Linked DNA regions of Homo sapiens: region 1 is linked to region 2. A link is a contact called in ENCODE Hi-C data. All regions are on one chromosome and are shown on one strand. The core of a region is the stretch at or near the end of the contact, and the rest is flanking DNA. Distances in the headings are between cores, read along the strand shown.

Region 1 (5,068 bases), core at 1,018-3,517, 540 kb after region 2:
ACTTCTTCCAAAGGTTCTTTGACATGTTCTGAACGTCTTAATGTTGTTCTGAACATTAGATACTTGTTAATACCCCACTGGACAGATAAAGAGACTGAACGCCAGGTGCGGTGGCTCATGCCTGTAATCCCAGCACTTTGGGAGGGTGAGGTGGGCGGATCGTTGAGCACAGGAGTTTGAGACCAGCCTGGGCAACATGGTGAGACCTTGTCTCTACAAAAAAAAAAAAACAAAAACAAAGATAAAGGGACTGAAATGGAAACTGACTTGCCCAAGGTCAGTTACCAGGGTGGGGCACCCAGATAGCCAGGCTCCCTATTCCAGCTCGGGCCTCCCCAACGCCAGGTCACCACCTCGTGCTGAGCACTGAGCACACATAGCTTGCATATCCCAAGTCCCCTAGGACAGTCTTCTTTTTTTTTTTTTTTGAGACAGAATCTCACTCTTGCTTAGGCTGGAGTGCAGTGGTACGATTTCGCCTCACTGCAATCTCCGCCTCCCAGGTTCAGGCGATTCTCCTGCCTCAGCCTCCTAAGCAGCTGGGATTACAGGTGCATGCCACCATGCCTGGCTAATTTTTGTATTTTTAGTAGAGATGGGGTTTCACTCTGTTGGCCAGGCTGGTCTCGAACTCCTGACCTCAAGTGATCTACTTGCCTTGGCCTCCCAGGATTACAGGTGTGAGCCACCACGCCCGGTCAGTACTGTTTTATGATGGCTCTTTAGTACTCCTTGGAGGAACAGAGCCACCTTCTTAGGCCTGTGGGATCACTACCTTAAAACACTGCTTCCTGTGCCTCCTGTCCCCACCCATGGGCGTCCCCTTCTGGCCTTCTTGGGTGCCCTTGCCAACTATGCCACAAATGGTCCCTCCAGTAGAAAGCCCCTCAAGGGCCAGAAGGGGCAGGGGACTTTCATTCTCATTTTTTACACCTTTTAAAAAAGTATTTTCTTTTTTTTTTTTTTTTTTTTTGAGACAGAGTCTCGCCTTGTCGCCCGGGTTGGAGTGCAGTGGCACAATCTCGGCTCACTACAACCTCTGCCTCCCAGGTTCAAGCGATTCTTCTGCCTCAGCCTCCCAAGTAGCTGGGATTACAGGCACACGCCACCATGCCCAGCTAATTTTTGTATTTTTAGTAGAAACAGGGTTTCACTATGTTGGCCAGGCTGGTCTCAAACTCTTGACCTCATGTGGCCCACCCACCCTGGCCTCCCAGAGTGCTAGGATTACAGACGTGAGCCACTGCTCCCGGCCTGAAAAAGTATTTTCTAATTTTATTAGTATTTTAAAACTTGGTACTGTGAAACATAGCACCTATTTTGTTCCTCATTTCACTTTGGAAAACCCCCAGGTTGAGTTAGTGGGAGTTGAGCCCAGTCACTGTTGACCGGCTGCATGGGCCTGGGCAGTGCTGAGACTTGGCAAGAGAGCCCAGGGCCCCCTGAGGACCAGTGGGGCACAGAGAGTGGCTACGGGTGTAGCATGGGATGGAGGAGAGGGAGAAGCTGCTGCCCGGTCCATCTCTGATTCGTGGAGCTGATTTTCCAAACACTCTAAGGCCTCGGTTCACATTCTGTTTCCCACAGAGGAGGCTCTGCGTCTCTGAACTGTTGTCAGGCCCCACCAGGCTCTTCACTGTTTGGAGCCAGATCTACGGAGCCAAACTGCCTTGACCTGCTTTCTGAGGAGGGGACAGGCAGCAAGTGCCGGACCTAGCCAGATTCAGCCCGCAGAAGGTGTTCCAGACTCCAAGCAGCCTGCTGGCCTAGCTCCAGGCCCAGGTGGCTGCAGACTCCACAATGGGTGACTCAGGTAAGCTGTGCTGGACAAACAAGCCAGTGTTCTCAGCCCAGCAGGGTGATGCCTGTCATAAGCTTTCCTGTCGTCATTGTACCGCCATTTCCTGAGGGTGGCCTTGCCAGGCCCGGAGCCAGGGTCCATGGAGACTGGTAGGAATGTGGTTATCTTGGTTTATGTCTTGTTGCCAAGGTGCTTCCCAATGCTTCTAAAGCTGGGCTTGGCGCTGATCCACCAGCACCTGTGCTGTCTGATGGTGGCATGGAGGCCGCTGGGCTGAAAGAGGCCTACTGAGACCACAGACAGTCTGGTGAGGAGATACTGGTATGTGTCTTTCTCATGATCCTAACACCTATAGTTTTGGTGCTCCCTTCCTTCAGGAGTCCCAAAAGACCAGGCAAGCTGGAGACACTTGGCCAGAGAGGCAACTGGGCTTAAACAGCCAGCTTAAACAAACAGCTACTATTTCCTGAGCACTTCTCATGTGCCAGGCACTGCTCTAAGCACTTCACATATGCCAATGAATTCTCAAAACATTCCTGTGACACAGCTACTAGTATTATCCCTAATTTACAGATGAGGAAGCTGAGGCTGAGTCATAGGTTCAGAAACACACAGCTGGTGACCAGTGAATCCAGGATCTGTACCCAGGCTATGGAACCTAGAGCCTGCTAGATCCACCTGCCAAGCTACCTGACCTAGAGCTGGTGTTTTTTTTTTTGTCCCCCTTTATTTTTCTTTTTTATAAACAAGGTGTCTTGCTCTGCCACCCAGACTGGAGTTCAGTGGTGCAATTATAGCTCACTGCAGTCTCGAACTCCTGGGCTCAAGCGATCCTCCCACTTCAGCCTCCCTAGTATAATGGGACTATAGGCACGTGCCACCACTTCTGGCTAGTGAGCTGGTGCTCCTAACTCTCACAGGGTACTGCCTCTCTTCTGCTCTGTCATGATGACTGTAGTGCAAGAAGGGGACTCAGCAAGAAGCCTCAGGATTCTAGGCGTGGCTCAGCCACAACCTGCTGTGTGATCTTGGCCTTCACTCCCCACTCTGGCCTTCAGACTCCTCAGGGATTAGACCAAGTAGTCTACAACTCTGCTTCCAGTTCTGTGGCTCTGACTCACGTGGAAACAGCAGTGGGGAAAGGCCCTATCCCTTAGCCCCACCGGAAGTGTCTACTGCTGATTACCAAGAACAGCCTCACGGGCTTTTGAGAAGGGCAGGGAGGATCAACTCCTGACCTGGTGACACTGATGGAGCAAAGCTGCTTCCCCACTCCACACCTCAGTTTCCCCACTCCTTCCAGTGGAGATAATGACCTCTGTGTGCTCAGTGCTACTGTGAGTCAGGGTTAATTAGCATTAGTCATAGACTTGGGAATCCTCACAAGAAAAGGGTCATCTGGTGGGTCTGGGCTGTGCCCTGGCTGTGATGAGACACCACTCATGCCCCTGTGAGTGTGTCATCATGCTTCATTAGTGGCTTGCCTAACTTTGCAGGTCGGCCCTGGGGTGGCCCAGCCCTGAGTGCGGGTGCTGAGATCAGCCAAAGGATGACACCTGGGGAGGGCTGCATGTGTCCCAGGGTGGCTGCCAATGGCTCACAGTCCCCTGGATTTCCCTTTCGGTTGACTTCCCATTCAATCGGGTTCTTATCATTGCTACTCGAGCCACTATTCCTGGATGCAAGGCCCCAACTCTGACCTTAAATTTAGAGGTTTTTTTTTCCTTCTCTGTCTCCTCAATAAATACCCATTCTCATTTCTGTCTCTCTGCTGACTGTTTCAATGCTTTCAGTTTCTTTCTGTTTCCATCACCGCACTTGGTAGAGCTTAAGTGGGGTTAGGGGAAAGACCCTGTAACAAAATAAGGACAAAGTAAGAATGATGATGTCTTGTGTTGGCAAGTCCAGCTAGGTAAGCCAGAAGTGGAACATGGGGGACATCTAGTGGCCGTAGTGGGTACTGCTAGCATTCTTGCCTGGCACCGAGGTCACATTCTTGAACTTTTTTTTTTTTTTTTTTTTTTTTTTTTTCTGAGACAGGGTCTTGCGCTATCTCCCAGGCTGGAGGGCAGTGGTGTGATCACAGCTCACGGCAGCCTTGACTTCCCAGGCTTAAGGGATCCTCGCACCTCAGCCTCCTGAGGAGCTGGGACTACAGGTGCACGCCACCACACCTGGCTTTTTTTTTTTTTTTTTTTTTTGGTAGAGACGGGGTTTCCCTATGTTGTCTACTCTGGTCTTGAACTCCTGGGCTCAAACAATCTGCCTGCCTTGGCCTCCCAAAGTGCTGGGATTACAGGCATAAGCCATCACGCCTGGCCTCATACCTGAACTTGATTCTCAAGTTGGCTACAGTGACTTGCCCCAGCTCTTGGAGACTTGGGAGATGGCACGATCCTTAGGAGGGGAGATTTTCTTATCACTTAATAGCTGATAAATTGCATTTCCCTTGACATCTGGTTTCTCTGGATCTACAGAAGAAAGGTCTCAGGCTGGGCACGGTGGCTCACGCCTGTAATCCCAGCACTTTGGGAGGCTGAGGCGGGTGGATCCTTGAAGTCAGGAGTTCAAGACCAGCCTGGCCAACATGGTGAAACCCCATCTCTACTAAAAACACAAAAATTAGCTGGGCGGTAGTGGCATATGCCTGTAATCCCAGCTACTCAGGAGGCTGAGGGAGGAGAATTGCTTGAGCCTGGGAGGTGGAGGTTGCAGTGAGCCGAGATCCCACCACTGCACTCCAGCCTGGGCGACAGAGACCCTCCCTGTCTCAAAAATAAAAAAAGGAAAAAAAATCAGTCCAGCATGGTGGTGGGCACCTGTAGTTCCAGCTACTACGGAGGCTGAGGCAGAATCACTTGAACCCAGGAGGCAGAGGTTGCAGTGAGCTGAGATTGCAGTATTGCACTCCAGCCTGGGCAACAGAGCAAGATTGTCTCAAAACAAAAACAAAAACAAACAACCCAAGTAACAATGGAATTAAACATCGTCATGCATGTATAACTATGTCCTTGGTTAAAGGCAGGCAGTGGGGTCTGCCTTGGAGGCTGATGGGCTGAGTTTGAATCCCGGCCCTCACTTACTGGGCTGTGTGACCCTGAACAAAGTAATTAACTTATGCTTTTGTTTCCTCATTTGTAAAAATGGAACAGTAATTATACCTTCCTCATAGGACTGCTATGAGGCTTAAATAAGATAAAATGCTTAGACCAGTGCTTGGCAAACAATCTGTACTTACAAGTGATAGCTATTTGCAGCAGTAGTAAA
Region 2 (5,146 bases), core at 491-2,990:
GCTGTCATTTATTTTGTAACTATGTCCTTGTCATAATGCAATGCCTTATTTCCCCTCCTAACTCATGCCTGCTTCCCTGGGCTCACTACAGAGCTGTAGCTTGCAGTCCCCCACTGTCAGCTATTACCATTCTTGAGTTACTAGATTAGCCTTTCTATAGGAAACTGCCCCTGTCTCAAGCTTCCTTTAGGAGTGGCTTCTGTAATCATTCCCCAGAGCTCCCAGCTTTCAGAAAGATCTGGTGAGAGACACAGGAGGATCATTTCATCCTCCCATCCTCAGATTGTTATCCAGTGGGATGGGTTTGGGCAGTGTCTGTGGGAGCAGTTATATTCACACATACAGTTAAATGCAGAAACACAAATGCACTCAAGTTTACATGTTCCTTTAAAGAAGCAAGGAGTGCTAAGAAAAGAGGCTCTCTTTCTGCTTTCTTTTGCATCTACCAGATGGGTGCCAGCCTCAAAGAACTCATTGGTTCCTCTCATGACAGGAAAGGAGACTGGAGCTAGAGTTGCCTGGCACCAGAGCCCTCATTTCAGCTGAGGTCACTAAGCAATTTGGGAAATGGATAGGGGCTGCTGGAGAGAAATAACTCCTGCCCTTTCCAGATACAGCCAATTCCTGCTGTTGCCATTTACCTAAAGCCTGTCCTTATCTCTGCATCTTACAGCATCTCAGTCCTGGATTATCCTTGCTGTACCATCCAGGATTTGCCGGAGCTTACTACTGAAAGTCTGGTAAGCAGATGGGGATTTGGTAGCCTTTGAAATTGCTAGGTAGCACAGGTTGGCATTTGCTCTTTCATTTCTTCTCCAACCCCTTAATGCCCTGGTTTGAGAGTCTCAGATCAATGAAGGTATATTGGCAAGAGCAGAGATGCAGCAGGGGTTTAGAGTTGCTGACCCAGTTGAGAAAGATTTGGAAAAGTTTAGCGTAGCATTTTTCAGAGAAGAGGAAACAGCCAGTGAAAAACACTAAGGAGGAAAAGGAATTTAGAAACATAATGGGACCGAAATTGAGCGTGAATATCTATGCTAAATGCAGGACAATCTCTTCTGGTCTAGCACAAATAATTATCTGTCTTCTTTCTGCTGTGCTACAGGGAGTTCACTTCTTATTTTCATATAGGTAATAAAACCTAGCAAGCAATGTGTACTTGAGAAAATACTTTGTCTAAGTCTCTCGGAGGCAAAAGTCTATATAGCCACAAAAGGATAGCCCAGAAAGTTTCTCATCTTGAAAACAGCTCTAGGCAAATCAGAAAAGTCACTCACGGTTATTCTTAATTCCATGAAACTGACTGAACAACAGCCATACTGAAGATGAGGTATCTACCTCATCATGTATTGCCATAGCTCCTTAGATAAGCCACAATCCATACCTCCAGCCTGTTGCATTGTAATTATGCATTTGTGTCTGTTTCTTAATTTGACTGTAGAATCCTTGAATGAAGAGGTAGTATAATCATTTTTATATCCTTAGAGTCTAGCACTTTGTCTGGTACATTGAAGAGCTCAATAAATGTCAAATGATTGAATCATGGCATGCACCAATGGTTACTACAACCCTTTGTCCTCCAATTGTAATTCCTGCAAAATGTTGAGTCAGAAAAGTATATTATGCAAAAATAGAATGACAATCTCTGTGGTACAGGTTTTATAGAACCATGGGATTCTTGGCTGGAGGGGACTTAAGAGCCATTTGATCCAACCCCCTTATTTCAAAGATGAGAAACCTGAAGGCCCAGTGAATGAAGTGACTTGTCATGGTTTACTCCTCATAGGTGACAGAGCCTGAATCAGACATGAGTCAAAAGACCCATGTCCTGAGACACCAACCTAGCACCCTTTTTTACCACTGGGATAGAGAGATTCCCTGGTCTTATTTAGATGTGGCCTCAGCAGCCAAAGAAGTTGGAAGCTTTTTATTCCTACAGAGAAGTAATAAATTGTCTAACCCTCTCTATGTTATTTATGATGCTATTCAGTCTTTTTTCAAGTTTTTTATTAAAAAAAATTTTTTTTACCCACACTACAGAGATGTAGCTATTAAATCGTTAAAACAACTCTATGAGGTTAGTATTACTATTTTATAGATGGAGAAGTTAAATAGCTACCAGTTGAAAGTGGAAGTCAGGGTAGAGAGACATGTATCCCCTGCCATTCAGAGTTGGAATGAAGAATACATTTTCCACAGAAACAGTGGTACACAGTAGCATTAAAATTCTGCTATTAGTAGGGCATTTCAGAAGATAAAGTCAACTTTTATGGCCTGAATTTATTTCTTCCTATAATGTGTTTTTTATTTTCAGTTCCAACCCCATTGGTTCATATATAGGAATTGATAGGAACCACACTTTCACATCTCTCCCAATTGACCTTTGGGATATGTGCATAAAATTACTGAAATGAAGTGAACATAATAATTTATTATGTTTTCTAAGAAGATTTTAATATTATTCAGAGTGAAAGCATGTATTTATTCTTCCTGAAAAATAGTCATGCTAAGTATTTTACTACTTTGTGTGAAGCAATAGTGGCACCTGGTGGTTTCATTTAGTAACCACAGACTTTTTGTTTTGCTTGAATTTTGAATGAGCCCAGTCATGGGCTGCAATAACTAGTGAGTCTATTCCACATAGGTCCTCAGTATGGTTTATCTAAACTGGTGACTTCTGTGCTCAGAAAAACACTAATGTTCATATGAGTAAGATATATCTGTTTTTTTCAGGCTTAACAAATTGCAAGCACAGAAAATGTACTGGCTATTTGAATATATAGAATTTTCTTTTCTTTTCCTTTTTTTTTTTTTTTTTTTTTTTTTTTTGAGACAGAGTCTTGTGCTGTCACCCAGGCTGGAATGCAGTGGTGTGATCTCAGCTCACTGAAACCTCTGCCTCGTGAGTCCAAGTGATTTTCCTGCCTCAGCCTTCTGAGTAGCGGGGACTACAGGCACGTGCCACCATGCCCAGCTAATTTTTGTATTTTTAGTAGAGACAGGCTTTCATCATGTTGGCCAGGCTGGTCTCGAACTCCTGGTCTCAGATGATCCACCTGCCTCAGCCTCCCAAAGTGCTGGGATTATAGGCATGAGCCACAACGAATGGCTATAGGATTTTCTTTAAGTAACTTTTGAAGTTTTTTTCCTGATATTAAAATAAATATACGTATTGCAGAAAACTGGAGAAACAGAAAAGTATGAGGAAGAAAAATACTCTTATGCCACCTACATATAGCCACTGTTAATATTTTGCTGCAATTATATATATATTCACTCATATATAAACACATTAACAAAACTAAGACTTTATACATAGATATTTCATTTGACAGCAAAATTTAAATGTTCACAATATCATTTTATTAAACATTCTAGAGGACAATTTTTTTCTTTCTTTTTTGAAGACAGGGTCTTGCTTTGTCACCCAGGCTGGAGTGCAGTGCACTCGGCCTGAAGCACGGCCCATCGCAGCCTCAAGCTCCTGGGCTGAAGTGATCCTCCCACCTTCCCAAGTAGCTGGGTGTAGGTGGGACCACAGACATGCTACCATGCCAGGCTAATTTTTGTATTTTTTGTAGAGACGGGGTCTTTGTGTTGCCCAAGCTGATCTTGAACTCCTGGGCTCAAGCAATCTGCCCTCCTTGGCCTCCCAAATTGCTGGGATTACAGGTGTCAGCCACCATGCCCAGCTGAGGACATAATTTTAATTTCTTTAAATTTTTTATTTATTTTTTATTTTTATTTATTTATTTTTTTTGAGATGGAGTCTCGCTCTGTCGGCCAGGCTGGAGTGCAGTGGCGCCATCTTGGCTCACTGCAACCTCTGCCTCCCGGGTTCAAGCGATTCTTCTGCCTCAGCCTTCCGAGTAGCTGGGATTACAGGCACATGCCACCACGCCTGGCTAATTTTTTGTATTTTTAGTAGAGACAGTGTTGTACTGTGTTAGCCAGGATGGTCTCAATTTCCTGACCTGGTGATCCGCCCACCTCAGCCTCCCAAAGTGTTGGGATTACAGGCGTGAGCCACTGCACGCAGCCCAGGACATAATTTTTAATAGTTACACATAATATTCCACTATTTAGTTTCAAAAAGGATTCTGTGCTGTTGACATTTATTTATGTTTTCCTTGTGTAACTCCAAAACAAACATCCTTGCATGCAAATCTTTTATTTTTTTTTTTTGAGACAGGGTCTCGAAGTTGCTCAGGCTTGAGTGCAGTGGTGTGATCACAGCTCACTGCAGTCTTGACCTCCCAGGGTCAAATGATCCTTCCACCTCAGCCACCCAAGTAGCTAGGACTACAGGCACATGCCACTATGCTTGGCTAATTTTTAAATTAAAAAAAAATTTTTTTAGAGATAAAATCTCCCTAGAGACAGAATCTCCCTATTTTGTCCAGACTGGTCTCAAATTCTTGGGCTTAGTGATCCTCCTGCCTTGGCCTCTCAAAGTGCTGGGATTACAGGTGTGAGCCACAATGCCCAGCTGCACATGAATCTTTGATTATTTCCTTTAGATTCCTAGAAGTGGAATTATTGGGCTGAAGTAGTCTTTTTTTTTGAGACAGTCGCCCAGACTGGAGTGCAGTGGCGCAATCTCTGCTCACTGCAGCCTCCACCTCCCAGGTTCAAGCGATTCTCCTGCCTCAACCTCCCAAGTAGCTGGGATTACAGGTGTGTGCCATTACTGCCCAGCTAATTTTTGTACTTTTTAGTGGAAGCAGAGTTTCACCATGTTGGCCAGGCTGGTCTTGAACTCCTGACCACAAATGATCCACCTGCCTCAGCCTCCCAAAGTGCTGGGATTATAGGCCTGAGCCACCGCTGGGCTGAGGTAGTCTTGATTTATATTTTTTCAGTTTTCTGAATTTGAACTGAATTCATTTCAACTTTATATGAAACTCTAAACAGCATGATGAACATGAAATAAAGGTGAGCTAATGGCATATTAATTTCTGAAGTATTCCCATTTTGTCAAACTAATTAGCTCTTAGATAGGCCATCTTCACCAATATACTAAGTAGTTTCCCCTCCCACCTGGTACAGGAAGTTTAAAAATTTGTGTATCTCCAAATGTCGGTATTCATATTCAATCCACTAAACTAGGAAAAAATTGAAATAAAATTCCAAACTTAAATGAAGG

The links. Hi-C counts contacts between places; a loop is a spot of excess contacts on that map. Pooled maps may share reads with other maps.
Region 1: a loop to region 2 is called in a map of PC-9, with 9 times the contacts of the local background. The contact joins two enhancer-like sites. A Hi-C loop is called at or near these places in 10 of 168 maps with a recorded cell type or tissue (CD4-positive, alpha-beta memory T cell, CD8-positive, alpha-beta T cell, HCT116 and 6 more), 14 of 37 single-sample maps with no recorded cell type and 20 of 50 pooled maps.

What each region holds. Positions count from the first base shown.
Region 1 is chr7:130,007,289-130,012,356 of GRCh38, forward strand. It overlaps UBE2H-DT (UBE2H divergent transcript), which reads left to right. Exons shown (of 4, transcript XR_007060520.1): 3 at 1,588-1,813. Among named protein-coding and RNA genes, the nearest start is that of ZC3HC1, 42 kb to the right of the region's middle. RefSeq lists enhancers at 1-211, 1,316-1,395, 1,496-1,565, 1,653-2,152, 1,949-3,148. Within about 2 kb of position 2,268, at least 22 of the 41 ENCODE cell types and tissues checked have a DNase peak (open chromatin) inside an H3K27ac peak, as active enhancers do; they include PC-9, where a contact is called at or near this core.
Region 2 is chr7:129,469,976-129,475,121 of GRCh38, forward strand. It overlaps STRIP2 (striatin interacting protein 2), which reads left to right. Exons shown (of 21, transcript NM_020704.3): 18 at 674-740. Among named protein-coding and RNA genes, the nearest start is that of SMKR1, 30 kb to the right of the region's middle. RefSeq lists an enhancer at 1-403. Within about 2 kb of position 1,741, at least 2 of the 41 ENCODE cell types and tissues checked have a DNase peak (open chromatin) inside an H3K27ac peak, as active enhancers do; they include PC-9, where a contact is called at or near this core.